Regions from separate parts of the Homo sapiens genome. Here region 1 is linked to region 2. The links are chromatin loops, found by intact Hi-C in ENCODE. Cell type or tissue: endothelial cell of umbilical vein. All regions are shown on one strand.

What was found. Hi-C counts contacts between places; a loop is a spot of excess contacts. Peaks named below come from ENCODE experiments on the same cell type or tissue, not always from the same donor. Only the 100,000 strongest peaks of a DNase experiment are listed, where the experiment ranks them.
Region 1: it touches region 2 in a loop (4-fold over the local background); 19 of 110 quality-filtered maps call a loop at or near these places.

What each region holds. Positions count from the first base shown.
Region 1 is chr18:74,594,419-74,602,418 of GRCh38, forward strand. It overlaps ZNF407 (zinc finger protein 407), which reads left to right and starts at 3,452. Exons shown (of 9, transcript NM_017757.3): 1 at 3,452-3,519. It overlaps ZNF407-AS1 (ZNF407 antisense RNA 1), which reads right to left and starts at 3,417. Exons shown (of 2, transcript NR_024484.1): 1 at 2,010-3,417. RefSeq lists enhancers at 3,228-3,437, 4,228-4,447 and a silencer at 3,538-3,837. In endothelial cell of umbilical vein, no CTCF peak of the experiment used is centred here; DNase peaks (open chromatin) are centred at 2,983, 3,413 and 3,873; H3K4me3 peaks cover 2,422 bases; H3K27ac peaks cover 2,231 bases.
Region 2 is chr18:75,206,252-75,214,251 of GRCh38, forward strand. PTGR3 (prostaglandin reductase 3) reads right to left here and starts at 2,888. Exons shown (of 2, transcript NM_175907.6): 1 at 2,599-2,888. The coding sequence starts at 2,807. TSHZ1 (teashirt zinc finger homeobox 1) reads left to right here and starts at 4,546. Exons shown (of 2, transcript NM_001308210.2): 1 at 4,546-5,665. The coding sequence starts at 5,626. RefSeq lists silencers at 2,362-2,537, 2,563-3,602, 5,540-5,859 and enhancers at 2,393-3,323, 4,363-4,657. In endothelial cell of umbilical vein, no CTCF peak of the experiment used is centred here; DNase peaks (open chromatin) are centred at 3,600, 4,490, 6,150, 7,570 and 1 weaker place; H3K4me3 peaks cover 4,904 bases; H3K27ac peaks cover 3,804 bases.

The DNA.
Region 1 (8,000 bases), 610 kb before region 2:
TTTACTATTCATTATCCAATGGAAAAATATCACATATACCCAGAAAAAGATGTGAATATATTGATTGCTTTCTTTTCTCAGACATGATAAAAGTATACATTTTGAACTTATGAAGACTGAAAATCTTTGCTCTGAGTTTTTCCTTTGCGACTTTCTTAAGACTGTAACTGGTATATTTGGCAATAAAACTTCTGTTATCATTTAGGTTGCTTCATGATGCAAGTAAAAGAAAACTGGACTTAAATAAGAAAAGGATTTTTTTTTTTTTTTTTGGTTAACAGGTCTCAAGTGTGGCTGGCTTCGAGCAAGTCTTGATCCCAGGGGTTCCTGGTGTCATTGTAACCACCCAACGGGTTCATCTTGCCCGCTGCCCAGACAGTGGATTCATCAAGACAAAGGAATTGCAATAAAGAGTTTAATTCACACAGAGCTGGCTAAACAGGAGACCAGAGTTTTATTATTACTTAAAGCAGTCTCCTGAAAATTCAGAGACTGGGATTTTTAAAGGATAATTTGGGGGAGTAGGAGACCAGGGAGCGGGGAGAATTGATGGCTCTGGTGTGACATGAAATCATAGGGAGTTGAAACTGTCCTCTTGCACTGAGTCAGTTCTTGGGTGGGGGCTACAGGACTAGATGAGCCAGTTTATCCATCTGAGTGATGCCAGCTGATCCATGAGTGCGGGGTCTGAAAAACATCTTAAGCACCAATCTTGGGTTTTACAATAGTGATATTATCCTTAGGAACAATTGGGGAGGTTTAGAATCTTGTGGCCTCTAGCTGCATTATTCCTAAACTGTAATTTCTAATCTTGTGGCTAATTTGCTAGCCCTAAAAAGGCAGTCTGGTCCCCAGGCCAGAAAGGGGTTTGTTTTCAGAATGAGCTGTTATCATCTTTGTTTCAAAGTTACACTATAAACTAAGTTCCTTCCAGAGTTAGTTCTGCCTATGCCCAGGAATGAACAAGGACAGAGTTTAGAAGCAAGATGGAATTGGTTAGGTCAGATCTCTTTCACTGTCATAATTTTCTCAGTTGTAATTTTTGCAAAGGTGGTTTCATCACTAGGACTCTCTGTCTTCACTAAAAGTCTGTGTTGTCCATGTCAAGCATTATTCATTCAAAAATAAAGAGAGGAAGAAAAAAAAAGACTTCCCTTTTTCCTTAGAATCAGAAAATTAGTCTTGAATGACATCTATGGACTCTCTCAGTTGGAAATGAGGTCAAACTGACTTCCTTAAGGTCCTGTCTTAGTAACTCAAAATACTCAAAATAGAACTGAAACATAAACTTAGATTTTACTTCACTGCTCAGGGGAGGAACATAAGTGTTAACTAAACCCCCAAGGTAAGAAAGGTAGCAAGATAAATCACCCAAAGATCACAGAATGCCCAATCCATATACAGAATTGTGCTATTGTTATTGTCAAGAAATTTATCACCTTGTCATACAACACCAACACTGTTGAAATAGCTATTAAAACACTGTAGGAAGTGCTAAATTTTCACATAAATTTTAAATTTCAAGTGAACTCTTTGAAGGCAGAACCCAGTTTTATCTTTTATATAACAGGCACCCAATAAATGTTGGTTAATGGAATACAAATAACATTTGCAGCTGGTCACTTGTGAGGAAATTGTTTCCCACATTTTTCTCTAGAATTTTTAATTAACTATTACTATTAAACTGAGTCTACATGATGGAAAAGCTTGACTCTGGAGTTTTAGGTTGAGTTCCACTTTTACTAGCTGTGTGATCTTGGAACAGTTTATTAGTCTTCTAAATTACTGTTCCTTACTGTGGATAAGAGAATTCATGTGGATTACAATCAGAATTAAACCAGATAATGTCTACAAAAAGTTTTCTATGAACTATTTAAAAAGGTAAGGAATTATCACTCGAATGTATTCTGATTTAAACTGAATTGTGTTCGAATTGGCCTTGAGTGACGATTTGGCCTAGAAAGCCTATCTTCAGAACATCACACACACACAAAAATCCAATTACTTACAATGATTTTTTTGAGACGGAATCTCGCTCTGTCGCCCAGGCTGGAGTGCAGTGGCGCAATCTCGGCTCACTGCAGCCTCCGCCACTGGGTTCAAGCTATTCTCCCGCCTCAGCCTCCAAGTAGCTGGAATTACAGGCTCGCACCACCATGCCTGGCTAATTTCAAATTTTTAGTAGAGACGCGGTTTCCCCAGGCTGGTCTCAAAATCCTAGCCTCAAGCAATCCACCGACTCGGCCTCCCAAAGTATTGGGATTACAGGCGTAAGCCACCCCGCCTGGCCAGTGATCTTCCTAAACAGAAATCTGATCACATAACTTCCCATTACAGAGTCTAACCCTAACCCTGTGCCTACAACATAGTCAAACCTCTTTAGCAAGGCAGATGACCTCAAGCAGGATTTCACTGCCTCTTTGTCACAGCACTTAACAAGCTGTGATGTATTTATTTTTATTCGTCTACACAGGTCTTCCCTACTAGATTCTGAGTTTCAGAAGAAAGGCCTCTAACTCGAGGTTCATGAATGGACCTGCACAAGGGGGCGGACGGGCTGAAGTCCTGCCTTTTTTTTTTTCCAAAAAACCCGTATGCTGTGCCGTTAACGTTCATAAAAAAGTCCTTGTCGAACGTTTTAAACAGCCAAGGTGTTTCAGCTTTAATAAAAGCTGAAAATTTGGCAATACCAAACAGGTCACCAAGCCACAGTCCGCTTCTTGGCCTCCTCTTTGGTATCAGAGTTCGGCTAGCGGCTTCCTGTGGCCTCTTAAACAAGGACCTCATTTTGGGAGCCATTCGAGAGATTTTTTCTCATCATCTAAAGTAGCATTCTCGCCTTGCACAGCTGAAAGTCATTTCTCGAAATCGGAGCGCCAGAAGCGACAGGAGCCACTCCAGGCCCGGGGGAAGCGAGCAAAGGGGCAGCGGGCTGCGTTTGCCAACGTAGGCCTCTCGGGTCCCGCGCCGTTCTGGGCCTTCTCCGTGTTTCCGGCGCCGCCCTCGGGGTCCCTTACAGAGGGCGGGAGGCGGGTGGAGAGACGGGGCAGGAAGCAGGCGGGATCGGCCTGGGAAGAACCCGTTCTGGGACCCTCTAGAAATCCCAGACAGCCCTCCCGGGCTGACAGCGCCTGCCTTGGAGCCCGACGCGCTCATCGAATTTAGATTGACTCCTTCGGCTCTCCGTTTTCCTTCTCTAAGGGAAGGGTGGGACTTCCTATTTTATCTCTTAGCGGCTTCCGGCAAGAGCTGATGTGTTAAAAACAAGACAGCACATGGGCCTGCCGGCCACTCGGATAAAAAACAAGGAACTCGACCTGGATTGTACTAAACCAGTTCCAAGATTCTGTTTTTCGGCTGTGGCGTCCGGCGCTGCATCCACTACGGAGTCGCCTTGGAAGCCACCGGAAGTCCTTCGACGGAGAAACAGGATGTCCCGCCTCTTCCTCCCAAAGGGAAGACGGTGAGCCGGAGGAGTCAGTCAGAGGGGCGAGCAGGAGCGATTCCGTCGCCAAACAGGTAAGTTATTCTCTGGCCGGGGCGGGGGGTTTGGAGGCGGGGACCGTCCAGCGTCAGCGCGGGGCCTGGGGGCGGTGGCTTGAGGGCTCGAAGCCGGGCGGCTGGGCGCCCAGAGCCCCGTCTGGGCCCTTCGCTCTTTCTCCTCCCCCCTCCCCCCGCCTCCGCCCCTCCCTGTCGCCTTCCTTCCCGACACCCGCCCAGACTCACGCCCGGACACACACCCTCGCTCGTTCGCTCACGCTGCCTCGCCGCCCTCCTCCCCCAGGCCCCAGCTGCCGCCCTGCCCTCTCACCCGCTCGCTCCGCAGGCCGGTCCCGCGGGCAGCCTCGCTCCGCGCCCTTGCGCGAGCGGAGCTCTTGTGGACACCTCGGGGCTGCGGACCTAGCGTGGCCTCGGTTTCCCCTGCCGGGTTCGCCTGTCCGCGCAGAAACAGTCCCCCGTTCCTTCGGGACGCACCCCTGCACCGAAATCGGGCCGTTCTCGCGTGCCCGGGTTGCTCTCAAGTGGAAAACAGATGCTCCCCTAGCTGCACAGCTGCAAGCTTTAGCGTCTGGTTTCCAGCAGGGGCTCCCTGGACCGCCCGCCCACTCTCGTGTCACCCCCAGGTGCCCTGGCTGCGCCGCTGCTACTCGCGCCTTCTTCCGTTAAGCGACGCTGGTGTGGGCGGGCGGAGGGCACACAAGTGCGGTGGCCGAAAGCACCGCGGTGGCAGCGAAGGGTCCTAGCCATTCCCGACTTCAGCTCGCTTTGCGCCACTGCGGGGAGACCCGCGGCTGCCTGACACCGCTGCGGGCAGCAGTGGGTTTCTCAGTAGATGCTCACCTCTTTCCAGCCAGCTAGCACGCCCTGGGTGCTTGGCCTCCTTCTGGAGTTTAAGCTGGTGGAGGCGGGGTGCAGTGGCCGCTGACCTCTGTCGGTTGCGCTGGGTTTTGAGTAGCCATTTATTTCATTGGGGAGTTTTGGAATAGGACATCCCACATCCGTGGACACACATGTAGAATACTTTTATAAGTAATTACAGTCTTAATAGTGATTTGAGTTACAGCTTTGCAGTCTATGCCTGGTGACATCCTAGTCGTAGTATGTATCTGTTTTGTGGTGAAGTGCTGGTCCATTTAGAACACTGTAGACAGGGGCCCTAACATATACTCATCAGAACCTTATTAAGAAGAGCTTATATGTCATTTGGCATACTCACTGTGCTTCATTTAGTACAGCAATCTTGTGTAGTAGGAATTATTCCCTTTTTACAAACTGAGACTCACTTTGCTATATACAAAATTACTGCTACTGGTACAAGGTAAAGCTTTCTTCTTGCGTGACATGTAAGGCAGGTGTGATAATTGCTCACAACACAGTTGCTACTGGTGCATTTTTTTTTAAACTTTATTTCGGAATAAATTAAGATTTACAGAAAAGTTGCAAACAATAGGACAGTTCCATTGGTACCTTTTAAGCAGAGCAAAGTGGCTCCACTTCAAAAACACTGGTTCTTGCTTTATGCCAAACACCCTTCTAGGTGTTGGAAATAGTAATATACTTCCCTAGAGGATTTTGAGATCTGGTTGAATAGACACATAAATAAATATATATAATACCTTTTTCTGCTTACTAAAATAGAGATGTGGGAGCACAGTGGAAGTTACGGCTGATTGATGGTGGGGAGTGGTGAAAGCTTCTTGCAGGATATGTGATTTGAGATAGGTCTCAAGGACTAGTGGGTATTCACCTGGTTGAAGGGACATTTTCCCCAACATTCATTCCGATTAGGTTTGTTTTATTAGAGTAGAACTCGCTAATCTTAATAAAATATACTCTCCTAGTTTGATTCTTCTCTTTCTCATCTCCTTTAAGAAGGTGGTTTGTATCCCAGATAGTGAGAAGAAGCCTAGTTTCTAAATCTATGAATAGGCGAATAAATTAAGCTGTATGTTTCTAATTGATAGTTGTGACTCTTTCGACTGTAGTTGAGATTGGTTTTTTAGGAATGCACTGTGGTCCTCCACTGAGCGTTTTCCTTGCTTTCCAACTCTGATGACTAGTGGAATTAAGTAATGCATTCAGGAAACATTTACCGCATGCTTGCTTTGTGCCAGCCATTGCACTAGAGTAAAATGATGAACAAGATAGTGGGGAATATAGACAAGCAAATGCGCATTGGCAGTGCAGTCTGATGGCCTGCCCACAGAGTGTCACAGTGCCATTCATGATTCTTGGTTGTCAACCATGGCAATGGACTTGGCTGACTTAAGCAGAAAAGGAATTTATTGGAAGGCTATAGATGGCTTTCAGAATTGATGGGAAGGCTGGGGAACTGGATTCAGAAAATAGGCAGCAACCAAAAGAGGCTGGCTGGCTGGGGCCACATCCAAGGCAATATCACGTAAATAGCCTGCCTAGAATTTTGTTGCTGGTGACATTGCCACTGGAGAAACTGCCACCTCTGTTGCTGGACTGTTGACTCTCTTCTACCACTGAAAAATCTCTTATTGCTCCTGCATCTTTGTGACCTTTTTTGCCAAGCCACTGTAGTTGTCAGGGAGCAGAGAGATGGAGAGAGATGGTCTTTATCCCTCGCAAAGACCCACACCTCAAAGGAGTCCTACTAAATAGAAGGAAGCTTGGGCTGTGGGTAGCCCTAAAAGCAAAAATGTCCAGCATAACCACTGAACCTGGCAAGCTTAAAGAGGTTAGGGAGGAATACCAAGAGGGAATGGCGACCAGAGAATGAACAGGAACTCACTGGGCAAAGAGATAAAGAGCGGTTAGGGAATCCAGTTTTGGATAGAAGACTTCCAAGCGTCAAAAGGTAATGTGGAACATTTCAAGAATTAAAAGGTGTTTAGGATGGCTGGATCACGGAGTATAAGAGGAGGTGTGGAAAATAAGGCTGGAGAGGCCCTCTTGAAGAAATGTAGGCAGCATAGTGACATGTACACCCTTTTGCTTGTTTTAAGCACTTTGATTGCAACTACGGAGACCAGTTGGCATGGTGTAAGGCTAGGGGACAGGGATCTTTTAGAGGCTGTTGCATTTATAGTAGGTTAGACATCACAGAAGTCTGAACTAGGATAGTGGCCCAGAGGTAGGGGAAGTGAGTGGATTGTACATGCTCAGTTAGTGGAGTGGATTCGGGGATGGAGTAGGTGAGATGGACAAGTCAAGGTGGACACTGATGTGTCTGCTTCGGGTGACTGGGTGGAGCCTGGTGTTCCCTGTGTGGTGATGGAAGGTGAGCAGTTGCCCCAGTAAGATACTTCAGTGTGGGCTCATTTCTGTGAACACGTTGAGTGGGCAGTTGTATGGATGAGTCTGCAATCCCAGAGGACCACCAGCATCTCACTGCAGCCTTGGTTCCTTCAGTTAGTTGTGTGTGTGTGTGTGTGTATGTCTGTGTGTGTGTGTGTGTGTGTGTGTGTGTGTGTGTCCTTCACAAGATTATGGCAAGACCGGCCTTCATGTGTATGCATCCCAAGTCTCTTGGCATGATGTCTTACTCATAGAAGGGGGTGTTAGGCCATTCTTGCATTGCCTAAAATGGAGAGATAGCCAAGGCTGGGTAATATACAAAGAAAAGAGGTTTCACTGGCTCGCGGTTCTGCAGGCTCTACAGGAAGTGTGGCACTGGCATCTGCTGGGCTTCTGGTGAAGCCTCAGGAAGCTCTCCATCATGGCAGAAGGCAAACGGGGAGCTTGCATATCCCATGGCAAGAGCAGGAGCGAGAGAGTGGGGAGGTGCTATGCACTTTTAAATAGCCAGGTCACATGGGAACTCACTCACCATCTCAGGACAGCACCAAGCCATTCAGGAGGGACACCCCCGCCATAATTCAATCACTGCCCACCAGGCCCTACCTCCAACATTGGGGACTACATTTCAGCCTGAGATTTGGAGGGGATGCACATCCAAACTGTTTCGAGGGGAATCAGTAAATATTGTGGAATTTAATGGAGTATGAGTCATTTGGAGCAGAAAGGAAGTACAAAACATGTCCCTATACAATATATGCATACATATCTGTATACATAGCTACACCTACATATGTATCTTGCTTGCATCACTAGTGAGGGATCCACATCTGTATATATTTTTTGTAGTGGAAAGGCTTTTTGTTCTTATCAGTGTTGTCTTGTGACTAGAACATCTCCTTATGGTAATTATATGGGTAGATCATAATTGTACTAACTCCCTGCTTACTTGATTATCTTGCAATTCCAACTACCTGGAATAAAACCCAGAAATAGCCTTGCAAGAAGTTGATGGCGGTGTAGGAGTGTAAAGGAATTACAGCCTCCCTAAATAAAGTAAAATCTAGAACTTCTAGAATTGAGCACTGAAGGGAGAACCTTTTGCGGGAGAAGGTAGAGAGAGATGATGGTCTCCAACATTGTCTTCTTTAAGTGTCATTTTTCCTTTAGAGGATTATTGCTTTTATTCATACAGTAGTTTCCAGATATAATAATCCTGGTTTAACAGTTTG
Region 2 (8,000 bases):
CAAGCACATCCCTCCCTGTGAATGAAGAATTTGTATTTTGTGCTAAGATGCAATGAAATGTGCAAATTGTTCACTGAAAGAAAAAAAATCAGAGCACAATTAAAACCACCAAACATCTTTCCCAACAAGGGAATTTAGGCTTACTCAATTCATTCTAGAGCGGATTTTAAGATGATAAAAATGAGAGGCACTTGCATAAAATTTAAAGCAATTAACATTGCTTAGGGGAGATTTGGTCTAGGATTAAAATGAACTAACCTGCAGTGAATTATTAAGCCTCTATTCTTAAAAAATTCGGTAAAATGTCACATCCACTGACACTGTTTGCAAGAACACAGGATCTTCCTACAACGTGGTGGTGGGAGCAGATTTTCCAACAGAGTAGGGAAAGCGGGAGGCAAAGATTCTGTCCCCTCCCAACTCAAAAGAAAACTGTCCCCATTCTTTTCCCTTAAGGATTCAAGGAAGAAACTAGGGGTTAGGTTGTTCATATGGAGATACTATTTATATTAAAAGGATTCTTGGCGTGTGTGCAGGGAAAAAAGAGGCATGGATTTTAAAGTGGAGCACATTGGGGAGCTCCAAACATGGGAGTCTGCACTCCCGCGTTCTGACCACAAAATTCAGGGATCCACCTGTCTCCCGCCCCAGGACCAACCCTGGTGACCCAGGGCAGGCAGTGCCTAGGCACCCTGGCTGTGCCTCTCTCCCCAGGGGAGAACTTGCCCTTTGGGGAAGGGGAAAGGGAGGGGTCCCAGGGCAGCAGTAAGCCTGAAGGGAGAGGAATCACAGGAGGAAAAAAAACCCCACAGAGTTTATTAACACTCGCAGGTAGAGAGGCCCAGGAGACCCAGCGCAGCCCGGCGGGAGCCCTCTCCACCTCTCCACCAAAGGCAGGTGGTCCCACCAGGCTGTGGCTTATAGTTCTCTAACGCCTCACCTTCCCCCTGCCCTTCCTCGCTCAGTCGCCTCCTCCCCATATCACACCATTTCCAAAAGGAATTTTATTCACAAACTTTTGTGTGTGTTTATACTAGTGTTTGCAATCAAGAGTACACTTTATCAGAAGGAGAAAAAGGGAAAAACCCTGTGTGGAACTTCTTGCCCGTTAAAGTTTGTTTGGAAATCTTTTCAGTCTGGTGTCATCTCAACTTCTAGCAAATCACTCATGCGTTCTGTGTGCTCCACGTGAACACATACTCAAGCCCTTCTTTTTAGCTGGGCTGGGTGCACGCTCTTACTCTCAACAGCACTGGCATTTCATCCCATAATGAATCAATCCTCTGCTGTGTCCACAGCCAATGCAAACATTTTCAAGGATCCCTACACACTCCCCTTTAAGCCATTCCAGACCAGCCCCCCACCCCCGCCTCCACACAATCCTACCCATGGTTCAATCATTCTTCCCAAAAGGTTTCCAAAAGTTTTATATCGTGATCAGCATTCTTCCATACTACAGTCTTGTTAGGAAGGCTAATAGGAATCTCGAAAATGGACAAATTAAATGCTGCATCAAGCTACTTAGGAAGGTACATTTTGTCCTTCAGTCCGTGCAAGGGACTTTACGGTACTTTCTAGTACACAATTTACAACATAGTTACAGTCAGAACTTACTCCTCCCTTTCGATATTATTATTCAACTTGACACATGCAGCACCGTAAACATTTCGATGGGACTTTGCAGGCCTCTGCAGAGGGCATAGAGGAGCGCCTTGCCAGTCAAGTCGGGCAGCCAGGGACCCACGGAGCAAAGACCTAAGCGGGCATGGCTCCGATAAAGAGTGAGGTCCGTTTCCTCCCTGTTGCTTCGCCAGTTACTAAAGATGAGTGAGGCGGAAACACGACGGTGGGGAGCGCGGGGAATGGAAAAGCCAGAAGGTCTCGCAACAACCCGGTGTCACCTGAATGTCTGCAAAACGTGCCGGCAAAGGCAGCCATGCCCCCACCCCGACCCTGGCCCAGCTGCCCGGGACACGCGCCACGCGGCGGTCGTTAACACTCAGGGGACAGACAACAGTCACACTGCACTGACAGCACGCAGACAACACCGGCGAGGTGCACACCCACACATCCAACGACAGGCTCCGCCACTGCGAGGCGGCTGCCAACCTGGAGGGAACAGGGAAAGCCAGCCGGGTCCCAGCCTCCTTCCTCCGAAGCACGTTTACCTAAACGTCGCAGTTTGCGTCCAGGCTGCTCCCGCTCCACCCTAAAGATTATGTCAACGCAGGAACTGTGGGTGCGCGCGGGCGGCCCGGCGGGGAGCCTCCCCTTCTGGGTCCCGTCGGTTTTATTTCGGGAGCGGGAGGGGGAGGAGGGAGGGCTGGAGGAGGGGAGGGGAATCCCAAATTAAAATAACCCTCAGTTATGAGGACGTTCGGTGGCATCGGATATTCACACCAGCAACAGTCACATCACATTCGCCTTCGCCAGATGGCGGCGGGTTCAACTTCCCGGGATCTCGCAAACTCAGGCTGTGCGCCCGAGCGCGCGCCGGAGTGTGGGCACGCGGGCGGGCTGGGGACTGCGGGAGCGGCGCGGCGCGGCGCGAGCCCGGGGCGAGAACGGGGGCGTGGGGTTGGGGGGCGCCGGGCTCACCGGTTCCGGACGAGGAGGTCTCCGTCCCCGGGGAGCGGCACCGGGCAGTCCCGGCTCAGGGTGACGGCCTCGCGGAAGTTGGGGCTCAGCCGGGTCACCACCAGCTTCTGCATGGCTTGGGGAATGGCGGAGCCCTGGAAGTCCAGGAAGTGGCGGGCGTACGACATGTCCACGATGGCCCGGGCCCCGGTGGGCACCAGCCGCAGCATGGCCTGCGCCTCCGCCCGCTCTCTGCGCCGACGCTGGCCGGGGTCGGCCCCCGCCCGGGCCGCTCGGCTCGGCTGTGCTCTGCTCGGCTAGGGCGGGCGGGTCCGCCCCTCCTCCGGCCGGCGCCCTCCCCCTGGCTCCCCCCTTCCCCGCGTCGCCCGCTCCCGCTCCCCCCGCCTCCCCGGCGCCGGCGCAGCCCCCGCGAACCCGGGCGCACCACCCCGGGTGTCCCGGCCTGGGGACCGCTGCCGCCCCGGCCGCTGCTCCTTTAATCTTTTTGTTTTGGTTTGAATCTGCTCGGCGCAGACTGGCCAAGGATCCTCTCCGCCCTCCCCCTTCCTCCTGGCGCGGGAGAGGCACCGGATATCCCCACCCTCCCCGAGCTCTAAAAGCCGGATTTGACTCCTCTCGGGCAAGGGTGGCGGGGGGGACGGCGGGCAAGGGGGGACGGGGGACTCGCGCGTCCCGCGGTCGTCTGCGGCCCCGAGCCGGCGGCAGCCCCGGGCGTCCCCGGAGCTGCGCGGCGGCCGGCGCAGGCGCCTCCCCTTCCCGTGCGAAGCGTTCACTTCCTTGCAAGGTGGTACGAATCAACCCCGAGCGCGGCCCGGGCGGCGGGGCACGACCGGGGACCCCGGGCAGGGCGGGGAGCCCCTGCCGCCGCTGCCGCACGCGCACCCGTACCGACCGCGGGGCGGGGAAATGTCCAGTGCCTCCCGCTCCCCAGGCTGGTGGCTTCCTGTCCCCGGAACCCCTTGCGCGTGCTTTCTGTCCACGGTCTGTCCCATGCAAGTTGCAGGAACTAAGCCATTTTATTTATTTTGGCCTAGATTTCATGTTTTTCCATGAATGTTTTAAGTAGATCTACAAGACTGTTACAGGTTTCCCATTGGGAGAGAACACACATATAGAAAACCAGAAGGCCAAATTCCCAGAGCACAGACACATTTTAAAGTTCTACGTGGGGATGCCGAGGGACTTAACTGAATTGGAGACGTTGCACTGCTGTGTGAGGACCTCATTTTCGAACCCAGCTAGAAAGATCTGTCGTTCCATCGTGTCCGTTTTCTCCCTACTGGCGTGCATGGACCAAATGTCAATTCACTTTTTATAGAGGGGCCAAATTAAATATTTCCACACTTTTCTGTGATGAACTAAGTCCATCTTTACATTTTTATTTAAATTGTAAAATTTAATTTTAAAAATATCTTGCTTTTCAGTTACCCACGAATTACCAAAATATAAAAGCTACTCTGGGCTCCTCCCCAGCCAAATCTAACCCCCCAACCTGAGATTGCAAAAGCGACACAGATATTTTTCCCCCCAAATGTAGGACATGCTTCACCCAAGGGTAGTTTGGATGCACGTGGTTGCGTGTGTATGAATGTGCAAGTGTGTGTATGTGTATGTGTGTGTGTTGGGGGGGAACTAACAGGTTTAAAAATCTGCAGGAACTAATGTCTACTTAACTTAGAGCATATGGGTTTTACCCGGTATCAGCCAGTGGGTTACAATAACAACACTGAATGAATTCCTCCAATGTACAATCTTTTATGTTATGCTGTATTAAGATTTCTTTTTTTTGTCATATTGTTTAGCTCCGAAAAAAAGAAAACAAAGCAATTAAAAAGATTGACAGGTATGGTTTGTGAGAGACCTATTTGTAATTGTCAGGGTGACGTTGGCGAGAGGAGGAGGAGTAAAAACTGAAGCAGGAAAAGCAGCTCGATGTGTCTGTCTATCAGTTGAGACTGTCTGAAAGCTCTGCGATCCGAATGTGTGTTATATTTCACTGAAAAGAGGAGAGAGCGAGAGTGCATCTCCCTCTCTCCCAGGAGTTTGAGGGGGGGGGGGACAGTCCACGCTCATCTCGCCCACCCAGTGAATGTCTGCTCTTCACCCCCTTTGCACACACTCTCCGGGTTGTTGTTGCCTTTTTTTTTTCTTGGAGGGGGGGGTGCTTTTTGTGTATTTTTCAAATTTTTTTCTGTTGGAAGATCAAGACCGGCCAAAAATCCATGATCAAAATGTGTTTGCATTAGATTTCGCATTGGAAGAAGCGGCGATCCTGGCGGCCAAGCCCCCCGGGTGGAAGCGCGGGGCACCAAGTGGCGCTCCGGCGGGGTGACACTGTTTGATCTGTGACTGTTTGGAAGGTGGAGCAGCGCCTGACATCTCCCCCCGGCGCATGTATGTACGGGGGCTTCACTCCTCTGTCTTGTTTGCTTTCTTCCTCTTAGACTAAGTGCGGGGAGGAAAAGGACAGCCTGCATCGGCCTCGCTGGCGCACAATGAGAAAGCTGCGACCCGCGCACTAAAAACACTCGCCGCGACCCCCAAACAGCGAGGAGAGAGGGGGAGAGAAAGTTGCGCTCGGCGACTCTCGGCTCGCGGAAGAAGGCGCAGGGGAGCGCCCGGAGCGGCGCGCCGGGAGGAGCGCCCGCCCAGCAGCAGCGCGGCGGCGGGGAGGCGGCAGCATGGAGCGCGGGCCGCGGGCCGGCCCGCCGAGCGCCCGCTGCTGCGCCCGCGGCCCGCGCCGGGGATGACTCCGGGCTCGGCGCCCAGGCCCCGCGCGCTCCGCCCGCAGCCCGGCGCCGGGAAGCGGGCCGCGCGGCCGCCGCCGCCGCCTCCTGAGCGGCCCCGGGCGCGGCGGTCCATGCGAGCGGCTCCCCGCGGTCCGCGGCGCGCCCGGAGCCCGGAGCCCGCGGGGACGAGGCCAAAGTTGGGCGCGCCGCGGAGTTGCGCCCGCGCCCGGGGCCCCGCGTCCCCGCGCCCCGCGAACTCCGGCGGCGGCTGAGGCGACGGCTGCGGCGGCCGAGCAGCATGCCGAGGAGGAAGCAGCAGGCCCCCCGGCGCTCGGCAGGTAACGGGCGCGCGGCCCGCGCCGCGGGGAGTGGGCGCCGGGAGGAGCAGGAGGAGGGGGCTTCGCGGGCCGAGGTGCGGGACGTGGGCCGCGGGCCGCCCCAAGCTGGGGAGGGGAGGCCCAGCCTGCGCTGGCCACAGTCGTCTGGAGGCTGCGGTCGCCGTCCTCCCCCACACCCCCAACCTGGGCCGGCGCGTGGAGCAGAGAAAGTTCGCGGTGCTTCTCTGCGCTGCGGGAAGCCCGGATGGCCGGGGGAGGCCGGGGGCCGCGGGACGGCGGGTGCTTCTGGCTACCTCAGGAGGGGGCGTGCGCTGAGGGGAAGTAGTTGCTCCTTGGCTGCCGGAGCGCACTGGAAAAGTCCTCCAAAGGCGGGGAGGCTGAACCTGACACTTGAAAACAAGGTCACCAGGCTGGGACGCAAAGAATGTGTTCAGAAGATTTCTCTGGAAAACAGCAGCCTTTAATGTCCTGTGCAAGAGGCCCCCCGCCCCCACTTTTTTTTTATTACCTCTAAAGATGTCTTTTGATCAGGCCAGCACAAGGCAGTGATAGTGCAGACTCTGATTGAACAGAAAAGTTATTTTTCTCTGGAGGAGGAACTGGCAGGAGCTGGTTTTCCTTGTTTTCTGTTTTATTAGAGGATTGCCATCCTTGATTTGATGTGTGATTGATCGCCTGTCATCTGGCAGCCTTTGATCTATTCATTCCTGATAAACATCAATAAATCACTCACCATGGAAACACACATGCTCCTGACAGCTCCGCCACTATCAGGGCAACTTTTCTCTCTCGCTCCCCCTTTTGCTGCTCCATTTTAATTTTGTCTCAGAAGTTTTACAGCTGCAGCATCCCTTAACTCAGCTCACCTACTAATCCATTGCTAAACCTGGGGTGGGTCAGCTGCCGTGCGTTTTTGAGCACAGGTTTGAAAATAGCCCAGTGATTCTGCTGCCTGCTCAAGTCTTGTCTCAGTTTTGGACATTGCGTTTGTGGGGCTGAGAATGCAACCCATATGCCAGTGAGTTATCGCTAAATAATAGAGTAAATCAACTCTCTCCAAGCTCTTAGGGTAAAAATATTAGAAGGAGTGTTTTATGTTTAAACATGAGCGACTCTTTAGCTGTTGCAGTACAGAATAGAATCTGAATAAGTTTGAGTATCACATTCAGTAATGTGCACGTGTTCAAGTCTTTATACGTGCTTTTTCTGGGGAAGCACTTAAAGCAGAGATTACTGCTACTAAAAAAATTTGGGAATAGTATCTACGTTTATGAATGGTTCAGTAAAATAACCTCATCATTTCCATTAGATCACTGATAGAGATGCTCTCAAAGAGTTGAAGGAGATTACCTTATGCTGAGTATTCACAACATAAAAGGAACAGAATGGAGAATATTTATTTTGGAATAACTTTGAGTAATGGAGGAAGAAACCTTTCAAAGAGAGTATCTATGCCACTGGTAGCCCCCAAATAATATAGCTCAGTGTCTCAAGATATTCGCCACTTGCTCATGCTAGAAACAAGAGGTCTTTACATTTTCACAGTTAGAGGGATTTTTTTTTAAATGACAGAATGTACAATAAAAAGTTGTGTTCAGAAAACTACTCCTGTACTCTTAAGAACTTTTGCAGTTAAAATTGCGGTGAATATTTCCAAGGACAAACAAAATGCTGAGGGAATGAGGTACTGCAACTTTAAATACCACATTTTTTTTTTTTTTAAATAAAAGGTTTGAAAGTTGACAAGGGCATGATGGTGCATGGTAATCCATCCTGGCAGCTCTTACATAAAAACAAGCCGTCAAGGCGACTTTTTTCCAATATTGATTTAATTGTCTGTCTTTTGACAGGCACATATATCATTGGCTTTAATGGTCAATCAAAAGTTGGCAGGCTTAGTGTTTCCATTCTTTCCTCTACACGACATTTGGCATACTTAATCAAAATGCTGCAAAGTGATGGCTATGAAGAGTTGATGACTGAGTCATCTGCTGTACAGGAACTTGAGAGGGAAAAAACCCTAAAAAATGGAGCCAAAATATATTTTAGTTGAGAGGAAATTGAGACAGCACATGTTCCAAGTGTCCTGTGTTTTGAAGTGAGATTTCAAAAATAGATTCCATACTAGAAGGTTCTGTGTAAGTTTAATTACAGGGTTTATTATCTCTACTTTGATTCCAAACCTGTGGGATTCTTGTGTTCATTAGATGAGCCATTGTTTAGCTCTTCCCCCCTCACTCATAAAAAGCATTAACGTGGATTCCTAGCAAAATAAGGCTGTTTGCTTTCATCTGGAATTACTTCCATTAACACACGTTGGTTCACACTTGCTTAT